Linked DNA regions of Homo sapiens: region 1 is linked to region 2. A link is an interaction called in ENCODE POLR2A ChIA-PET data of the cell type or tissue named here. Cell type or tissue: B cell. All regions are shown on one strand. Each heading gives the region's core, and the rest is flanking DNA. Links, peaks and the distances in the headings are about the cores only.

Evidence for each region. Peaks named below come from ENCODE experiments on the same cell type or tissue, not always from the same donor. Only the 100,000 strongest peaks of a DNase experiment are listed, where the experiment ranks them.
Region 1: POLR2A ChIA-PET joins it to region 2 with 5 read pairs; 12 of 35 experiments call an interaction of 5 or more read pairs at or near these places.

What each region holds. Positions count from the first base shown.
Region 1 is chr2:84,891,737-84,897,137 of GRCh38, reverse strand. The region is part of intron 2 of LOC105374837 (a long non-coding RNA gene); the gene reads right to left. Among named protein-coding and RNA genes, the nearest start is that of TMSB10, 11 kb to the left of the region's middle. In B cell, for the core only: no CTCF peak of the experiment used is centred there; DNase peaks (open chromatin) are centred at 2,167 and 2,767; H3K4me3 peaks cover 1,616 bases; H3K27ac peaks cover 1,875 bases.
Region 2 is chr2:84,998,932-85,004,332 of GRCh38, reverse strand. The region is part of intron 1 of KCMF1 (potassium channel modulatory factor 1); the gene reads right to left. Among named protein-coding and RNA genes, the nearest start is that of KCMF1, 30 kb to the right of the region's middle. In B cell, for the core only: no CTCF peak of the experiment used is centred there; no DNase peak of the experiment used is centred there; H3K4me3 peaks cover 491 bases; H3K27ac peaks cover 3,545 bases.

The DNA.
Region 1 (5,401 bases), core at 232-5,231, 110 kb after region 2:
GTTACAGATTTATTCCATCACCATACAAGGAGTCCCTCATGTTACCCTATTATAGTCCCACACATCCCTACCCATAACCCTTGGCAGCCACTACATAGTGGACCCTGTCTCTATATTTTTTAAAAAGACAGAAACAAGATCCATCCAAGTTGTTGAGTACTTCATACACTTTTATTTCTTTGTGTTCCTATAGTATGGGTGTACTGCCTGTTGAAGGACATTTTGGTTGTTTCATATTTGGGCTATTAAAAATAAAGCTGCTCTGAAGATCTGTGTGCATTTTTGGGGGTGGACGGAAGTTTTCATTTCTCTGGGATAAATGCCCAGGGTTGGGAGGCTGGGACTACTGGATCATTTGGTAAGTGTGTGCTGAGTTTTGTAAGAAAATGCCAAACAATTTTGCAGAGTGGTCGTATTGTTTTACATTCCCACCAGCAATGTAGGAGAGATCCAGTTTCCCAGCATTCTCACCAGTACTTTGTATTGTCAGTGTTTTAATTTTAGTTATTCTAATAGGTGTGGAGTGATATCTCATCATGGCTTTAATTTGCATTTCCCTAATGGCTAGTGGTGTTGAATGGTTCCTTGCCATTTTATCATTTTATTAAAAATGCTGATTATGACCTGCCAGTCTGATTTTATTACCCACTAATTGGCTGTGACTAGCAGTTGAAACACCACTGTAGAGGGATCCCTTTATCAGTGGCTTGGCGTCTATTATTCAGAAATCATCCCTTTCACATCTAAACTCTCCTTTCACCTCCACAAGACAGATGTTTCTGAAATTTTATGTGTAACTCGGATGTTCTCTGGAATCTGACCAAGATCTAGCTAAGAATGATTCCAACTCCTTTTTGATGCTTCCCCATGATTTTTCTGAATTTTCAGGCATATTCTGTTCTTATAGTTATTTCTCATCTCTCAGAGTTTCTGTGTCTCCACATTAATGCACCTCCATATGTAGATAGCCCTTGGCCGTGATTTCCTTTTTCAGAGGAACAATATACGGCTGGTATGTGCAGTACAACTTTTATCAGAGGTTTTTGGGTTATGGGGAGAGACAGACATATCTTTAATGACACAACTTTGTGCCACTGGGGACCCTCCTGTGCTTCTCCCAAGTATTCCCAAACTTACACTATCTCCACCTACCCCCCAACATAATTTTTTTTATTTATCTATTTTTGAGAAGGGGTCTCGCCCTGTCATCCAGGCTGGAGTGCAGTGGTGTGATCACGGCTCACTGCAGTCTCAACTTCCCTGGCTCAAGTGATCCTCCCTCCTCGGCCTCCGAGCAGCTGCAACTACAGGCGCATGCCCAGTTATTTTTTTTTTAGTTTTTATTTTTAGTAGAGATGAGGTCACGTTATGTTGCCTGGGCTGGTCTCTAACTCCTGGCCTCAAGTGATCCTTCTGCCTTGGCCTCCCAAAGTGTTGGGATTACAGGCGTGAGCCATTGCACCCTGCCTCCTGTACCCTTTCTGATTCTCTCCTTCTCTTAATTCTTTCCCTTGAGAAATACCAACTCTCCTCTTTCTCCCCAGTAGAATAGTGTACTTGTTCAGTGTACAGCAGAACAATGTTCCTTGCTTCCTTCATTCTGGCTAAAGGAGGTTTTTGGGCCTCCTTTCCTACTACCAGCAGCTGATCCCCAAAGACAATTCCTTTCCTCAGTAGAGTTTTGGTGCCAGCTGCTAAGATAATACTGCCCCACGGGAAAACATAGAAACTTCCTGAGGCTAAGTTTGCAAGGCTGGCTGGTTTCAACACACAGGAATGAACTGGCTCTGTGAAGAGGGCCCCAGGGAAGGCCGTCCAAGCCAGGAATTTAGGGAAAGTAGCAGTTAGATCTTGGGGAATTTTCCAGGTTAGGAAGGTCAAGGGGAAGTCTGACTCATCAAGAGCCCCCCACCTCCATGACTCTGCCAAGAAAACAGACCCTGAGATGTGTCAGCAGCAGAGGATTTGGCGGCAGATGCAGCAAGGATGGAGAGGATAAGCGCCAGGAGAACCTCTTCTTCCTGACAGCCATGAAGCAAGGAAGCCCCTGAGCCTTGAACCTTTCTGGGGAGGAGAGAGAGAAGGAATCACTCAAGACCAAGCATTTCTGCGGGGAGACTGAGTGAAGCCTTAGCAGACTGCTTCAAACAGGAAGAGACTGAGTTTCCTTTAATCGGCTCACTTACTACCCATCTGCCAGTGTGGGCACCCAAGCACTGCCAGACAAAAAGCAAGCTGCGTTTTTCTTTCTTCCTAAGTATTGGTCTTAGTGTGTACATTTTGACCTCTTTCCCTGATATACTGCATACAATTTAAAAATCTCTCCCATGTGTTTTTTCTTTCTCTAGTCCCAATGTCTGTATGTTTTCTGTAAAGGAAGTACAGTGTAAAAGTGATCCCAGCCCCAATATGGTGACTGGCTGGGTGACTGTGTTAATTATCCTCTTTAGATTGCAAGGAACAAAGACTCACTTGGGATCCCTTAAGCAAAAAGGGCATGTCAGTTTAGGTTTCCCTGGAAGCAAAATCAGACAGGTTTAATGTGCAGGATATTTATTAAGGAGTTCCCTTGAATTCACTCCTATTGAAGCAGAAGAAGGAAGTGGGATTGGGGAGAAGGAGAAGTCAACCTAGACAATGTAGGCTTAATGACACCCTCAGTACCCCCAACACCGCAGGGGACCTCTGAAGCTAATGCGCTGAAGCAGATGGGCTGAGATGGGCTGAGACTGTAAGGGCGAGGTGGCTCTCTGTAGCCAAGGCAGTGCTACAGAGAATGACACCTGGAGGCTACCTGCTGGCAACATTCCTAGCCAGCTGGTTCGACAAGTCCTTTCTTGAAGGGGAACCTGAGTAGTCCCTTGCAGTGTCCACACCAGGGGACTTAGGCTAAGAATGCCCTAGGGCTGCAACCAGACTGCTGCCAGCCGCCCCCGGGAGCTCTGAGTTTCTCCCTTGCCTGCTTTCCTGACCCTTCTGCTCTCCCTGTATACTGTCTCTGCTTCCTCTGTGCACCTGGTCTGATTTCTCCTGGGTACTACCTGGATGGCCCTTACCGTGTTCTGATCAAATGCTGGAGGAGCCATTTACATTGACCTAGGACGGTGATTCCCAAACTGTGTTCCACGGAATTCTAGTCCTGGAGCTGTTACTATATCCTTCAAAAGCTGGGTGATATTTATATATGGGTTCATTGTACTCTTTTGTCTTCTTCTTATATTATAATATTTATATTATATTATTATATATTATATATAATATATATAATATTATAATATATATAATATATATAATATATATATAATATATATTATATATTATATATAATATATATTATATATATTATATATAATATATATAATATATATTATATTATATTTATTATATATATTATATATTATATTATATATATTATATATAATATAATATATAATATATATAATATATATAATATTATAATATATATATTATATAGAGAGAGCACTCTCTATATAATATATATAGAGCTCTCTATATAGAACTCTATATATATTATATATAGAGAATGCTCTCTCTATATAATATATATAGAACTGTATATATATTATATATAGAACTTGCTATATATTATATATAGAACTCTATATAGATTTTATATATAGAGCTCTATATAGATTATATATAGAGCTCTATATATAGATTTTATATATAGATATTATATATAGAATCCTATATGTATTTATATCTATATATAATATCTATATATAGAGTTCTATATATAATCTATATAGAGTTCTATATATAAAATCTATATATATCTATATATTCTATATTTAAACATAGAATATAAATATAAAATATATAGAATTCTATATATTTATAATATATATAGAATATAATATATAATATATAATATATAGACTTCTATATATAATATATATAGAATTCTGTATATTATATATTATATATAGAATTCTATATATATTATAAATAGATAGAATTCTATATATTATATATAGAATTATATATATAATATATACTGTACTATTATATATTATATATTATAATATTATTATTATATATATTATATATAATATATATAATATTATATATAATATATTATATATAATATATTATGTATAATATAATATATAATATTACATATATTATATATAATATAATATATTATATAATATATATAATATAATATATTATATAATATTATATATAATATTATATATAATATTATATATTATATACTGTCTGTATATTATATACTGTCTGTATATTATATTATATACTGTCTATATATTATATTAATATATTATATATATTCTATGTAGAATATATTTCAAATTCTATATAGAATATATATTCATATATATGAATATATATTCTATATATGTATATATTCTATATATGAATATATATTCTATATATATTCTATATTCTATATATATTCTGTATTCTATATATATTATATATATTCTATATTCTATATATAATATATATTCTATATATAATATATATAAATTATATATAATATATATAATATATATATTATATATAATATATATAATATATATATTATATATAATATATATAATATATTATATATAATATATATTCTATATATAATTTATATATTATATATTATATATATATAGAATATAGAATATATATATCTATATATAATTATATATATCTATATATAATTATATATATATTTATATATATAATATAATATATATTATATATAAAAGAGGATATAGTAATATATATATCTTCTTCCTCATATATGTAATACATCTCCTTCTTAAAGAAAATGCTAGCTGGTAGTGAGAGGTGGCAGTACAGGGAAATGGGTGAAAGTTTGGACTCTAAAGGTAGACTTTGTGAGTTTGAATCCAACACCTACTAGATGTACAACCTTGGCCAAGTAACTTAACCTCCCTGTGCTAAGCTTCCCTGATCAAGGGCTGCACACAGGGTGGCTCCTGTTATGTGGAGATACTGGGTGACTGGCGTGTTCATGGCAGTTATTTTATGAAAACTATAAAGTCTCAAGCCCAAAACGTATTTTAATAAAACGGTATATATATGTATACAAGCACCAACTGGAAAAAATAATATTATTGCTGTCCTCATTTCTGGGAGGCTGTAAAGCGTATTTTTCTTAGTAGAGAAAGACCTTTCCTTGGAATAAGCGTGTTCATGCACTTTTGGAGAGAGGCTCCCTTTTAAGCCGGGATTCTGGCCCATGAGGAAGTTCTACAGGGGCCATCACAAGAAGGAAAGCAGATCTTTGACGCTCCCATGGCCACGGCGCCCTATGGTCTGCAGGGGGAGGGGACCTGGGCAGACAGTCTTCCTCAGCTAAGGCCACTAAGATTAGTCTGTGAGGCCAGGCCCCGTATTGATC
Region 2 (5,401 bases), core at 244-5,243:
TCACCATGTTAGCCAGGATAGTCTCAATCTCCTGACATCGTGATCTGCCCGCCTTGGCCTCCCAAAGTGCTGGGATTACAGGTGTGAGCCACCACGCCCCGCCCCAAAGTTTTGCTTTCTGAGGTTTCAGTTATCCGTGGTCAACAGTGGTCTGAAAATATTAAATGGAAAATTCCAGAGACAAACAATTCATAAGTTTTAAACTACCTACTGTTTTGAATAGTGTGATGACATCATGCACTGTCCCACTCGGAGGTGAATCATCCCTTTGCTTGGCGTATCTGTGCTGTATACCTGCCCACTAGTCACTTAGCAGCTGGTTATCAGATGAATAACAGGATACATAGGGTTCAGTACTATCCACAGGTTCAGGCATCCACTGGGTGGTCTTGGAAAAATGTCCCCCCTCAGATAAAGGGTGACTACTGTAAGGCAGAACCAGGGCCTTTACCCTATGCTAACCCTTTTTAGCTTCCTCACACAATTACATGCTTGCTACATCTTCTTTCATTTGCCCAGTTATCTTGGGCCTGTAAGGTCCTGTACTTGACCCTATTTTATATATGTTTTTATTAGTGACTTAGAAAATGACAGTAGGCCAGGTGTGGTAGCTCACGCCTGTAATCCTAGGCAGGAGGATTCCTAGAGCCCAGGAGTTTGAGATCCACCTGGGTAACATCGGGAGACCCGGTTTCTATTTAAAACAAACAAACAAAAAATTAAAAATAAAAAAAATAAAATGACAGCAAACATTTATAAGCTTGTGCATAAAACAAACAGTTAAAATACTAGATGACAGAACAGAGATTGAAGCGAGGCAAACGGGTATGTAAAACAAGACTTATTTTTTTTTTTGAGACGGAGTCTCACTCTGTCGCCCAGGCTGGAGTGCACTGGCACGATCTTGGCTCACTGCAAGCTATGCCTCCAGGGTTTGCACCATTCTCCTGCCTCAGCCTCCCGAGTAGCTAGGACTACAGGTGCCCGCCACCACGCCTGGCTAATTTTTTTTTTCTTTTTTTTAGTAGAGACGGGGTTTCACCGTGTTAGCCAGAATGGTCTCAATCTCCTGACCTCGTTATCTGCCCGCCTTGGCCTCCCAAAGTGCTGGGATTACAGGCGTGAGCCACCGCGCCCGGCCAACAAGATGAATTTTAAAAGGACTTCGTACAAAGTTTTGCCTTTGGATAAAACAATTCATGTGATAAGAAATCCTGGATTAATTAACTAAGCAAAACCTTAGCGTCAATATTAGCCCAAGATGAGATGCAGTTGCTAAAAATGCCAGCAAATAAACAAGCAAGCTTAGATTGCATTAATAACCATACAAGATTCATAACTGTGATATATCTACAACATTTTACTCTGCCAGACCATATGTGAAGAACTACATTCAGTTCTGTGTGTCTTGTTTTAAAATGGGAAACAAGTACAGTAGTATATATAGTTATATAGTTAGTATATATAGTATATAGACAGAATGGCAAAGTATCTAGAAACTACACCAAGAGAAATTACTAAAGGACAAAATGGGCTGTTCAGCAAAAGAGCTGGGAACAGGCAACACTGAGGGGATGCCACAGCTCCATACAGAGCTATCACAAAGAGGCAGTACACTCAGTTCTCTGTAGCTACTAAGGTCAAAACCAGGAGACACTAAATGCAACCTGGTATCCTGGATCCCACACAGAAAAGGGATATTAGTGAAAAAAAAAAAACACAGTTAAGACCTCAATAAAGTCAGGAGCTTTATTAGTAATAATGTACTAGTGTTGGTTTCTTAGTTTTGCCAAATGTACCAATGTAATGCAAACTATTAACATTAGGAAAAACCAGGTAAGGAATATATGGGAAGTCTCTATACTACCTTTGCAACTTTTCTGTAAATCAAAAATTATCCCAAAATAAAAGTTTATTTTTAAAAAGTAAGCTAACAAGGAGGCAGGTGGTTCAAAGGATGATTCTCTGATGGTACAGTGAATGCTCTGTCAATGCATGCGTTATGGTCAAAGATTAAAAGACAAACTGAAATGCTTTTGAAAGGGTTTCTGCATATTTCATAGGACACTGGTACCATCTAAACTGGAGGTTAAATGAATTTAGTAGGGCCATTAATATTTATACTGGAGACTGAAAACCAGAATGTAAAGAACAAAGCTAACTGAAGTAGATCCATCACTACTAGGAAAGTAACAATTTTGTATTTGCAATAATGTTATTAATATAATCAATTCTTCTACCTGTTTTGAGGAGGATGCCAAAGCCTACCATGGTTAGGTCAATGAAGGACTGCATATATGATGGTGGTCCCACAAGTTTATTTTTACTGATACCTTTTTTATGTTTAGGTATGTTTAGAACCACAAATAGCATTGTGTTATAACTGCCTACAGTATTGAGTACAGCAACATATTATGCAGGTTTCTAGCTTAGATAAACAACAAGCTATCCATATAGCCTAGGTGTACAGTAGGGGTTTGTGTTAGTACACTATGATATTCACACGATTATGAAATTGTTTAACAATGGATCTCAGAATGTATCTATGTTGCTAGGCAACATGTGATCGTGTGTTTTTCAAACTACAGGTTGTAACTCAGTAAAATAAATTTAGTCACTATCACTCTCAACTGGGAGGTATCACCCACACAGGACATTCTGGAACTGTATGGGGGCTATTTTTTGGTCATCACAATGATTAGGGGCTCTACTGGCATTTATTGAGGAAAAGTGCCAAAGATGCTAGGCATTTTGCAATGCACAGAAAATGCAATAAAGAATTGTTCAGCATCCCAACAGGATTTTCTAAACCTCCTACCAGACATTCAAGAAGGAAACTAAAAACCCAAAACTTTAAAATTATGTAAGGCTGGGGGCCAGGTGCAGTGACTCACACCTGTAATCCCAGCACTTTGGGAGGCTAGGGCAGGCAGCTCACTTGAGGTCAGGAGTTCGAGACCAGCCTGGCCAACATGGTGAGACCCTGTCTCTACCAAAAAATACAAAAATTAGCTGGGCATGGTGGTATACGCCTGTAGTCACAGCTACTCAGGAGGCTGAGGTGGAAGAATCACTTGAACCTGGGAGGCAGAGGTTTCAGTGAGCCAAGATCACGCCACTGCACTCCAGCCTGGGTGACAGACAGAGACCCTGTCTCAAAAAAATGAAAAAATTAATTAATTAATTAATTAAAATAAAATTATATAAGGCTGGGAGTAGTGGCTCACACCTGTAATTCCAGCACTTTGGGAAGTGGAGCAGGAAGATCACTTGAGACCAGGAGTTTAAGACCAGCCTGGGCAATAGTGAGACCCCATCCCTACAAAAAAAAGACAAAAAAGAAAAAAAAAGAAAACCCACAAAACAAAACAAAACAAACCCAAAACTTTAGCTGGGCATGGCGGCACTTATCTGTAGCCCTACCTACTCAGGATGCTGAGGTGGGAGGATTGCTTGAGCCCAGGAGTGCAAAGCTGCAGTGAGCTATGATCGTGCCACTACACTCCAGCCTGGGCAACAAAGCAAGACCCTGACTCTTAAAAAAAAAAAAAAAAAAAAAGTAAAATTATCTAAGCATAATACCTAATTCAATTTTTTAACCTTAACACAGAATATTATTCACAGTTTTAGTAAACACTTACTTTCTAGTATGTCACTATTACACAAATATTGTTTTGCTTCATTTAGGATTTACCAAAGACTGTTTAACATTCCAGAAAACTGGATGACAAAGCTGTTTGTAGCTGACTTTCCAGTACACTGTACCTGATCAGACTGCTTTCGGAGCTATAACTTCCAAATATGAAATAGAGACTGAAGAGATTTATTTCCAAACATTATCAAATTACAAGGGGCTTATGAAACACAGGGTTCTTGCTAGATTTTATTGAGATTAAAAAATATATTTCATAGCTGGGCGCAGTGGCTTACGGCTGTAATCCCAGCACTTTGGGAGGTTGAGATGGGCGGATCACGAGGTCAGGAGATCGAGACCATCCTGGCTAACACGGTGAAACCCCGTCTCTACTAAAAACACGAAATTAGCTGGGCATGGTAGCGGGCACCTGTAGTCCCAGCTACTCGGGAGGCTGAGGCAGGAGAATGGCGTGAACCTGGGAAGCGGAGCTTGCAGTGAGCCGAGACTGTGCCACTGCACTCCAGCCTGGGTGACTCCATCTCAAAAAAAATCAATATCGTCTTAGTTATATTTAATTTTTTATGACACAATAGGTAGAAATCTATGTTGTAAAAATTAAATATTGAACTTATTTATTTTGAGGTTGCTATTATTTTTCTTTTTTTTTTAATGTCCCCTGAAGTCTACCACACATCTATTCCTGTTTCTTTTTCTAATCTATCCTTTATTACTCATTGCCTATTAAGGAGTATTTTCTCCAGGGGACATTTAAGTACTAGGGGCTGAATGTAAATGCCACCAGGTTTTCTGTGAGATTTCCTCACTTCCTTGTCTCCTGTCAGGGCCTCTAACTGGGAATTATTTTGACACTATAATTAGGTCAAACTCACTAGTGACTATGTGATACTATTTTTATTTTTCCATGTGGAAAGTATGTAATTTGTCTTATGTTATCCCTACATCAAACAAAATTATTTCCCCCTTTCTCTTATATGCAAATAATTCTGCTTTTACTCATTCTAACAGTTTTCATTCTGGTATCTACCCATATCTATAAATAGTATAGGAAAATGAAAGTTCTTCTGATCTTATTTCTTTTAAGTCCAACTTATTTATTGTAAGTAGGTATAGGTACTCAGTTATTTCACTGTAACGTCAGATTCTAATGTAGTTAAAGACTCACCTATTAACCTTACTTCAGGATAATCAATAGGCATTAAATTATTTGTTATAAAAAATAAATGAGGCCGGGTGTGGTGGCTCACGCCTGTAATCCCAACACTTTGAGAGGCCGAGGCAGGCAGATCACGAATTCAGGAGTTCAAGACCAGCCTGGCCAACATGGTGAAACCGTGTCTCTACTTAAAAAATACAAAAATTAGCCGGGTGTGTTGGCGGGCACCTGTAATCCCAGCTACTTGGGAGGCTGAGGCAGAAGAATTGCTTCAACCCGGGAGGCTGAGGTGGCAGTGAGCAGAGATCACGCCACTGCACTCCAGCCTGGGCGACAGAGCAAGACTCTGTCTCAGATATATAAATAAATAAATAAGAGGCCAGGCGCAGTGGCTCATGCCTGTAATCCCAGCACTTTGGGATTACTCCAGCCTGGGTGACAGAGCAAGACTACGTCTTGGATGGATGGATGGATGGATGGATGGGTGGGTGGATGGATGGATGGGTGGGTGGGTGGGTGGGTGGACAGATAGGTAGGTAGATAGACAGACAGACAGATAGATAGATAGATAGATAGATAGATAGATAGAT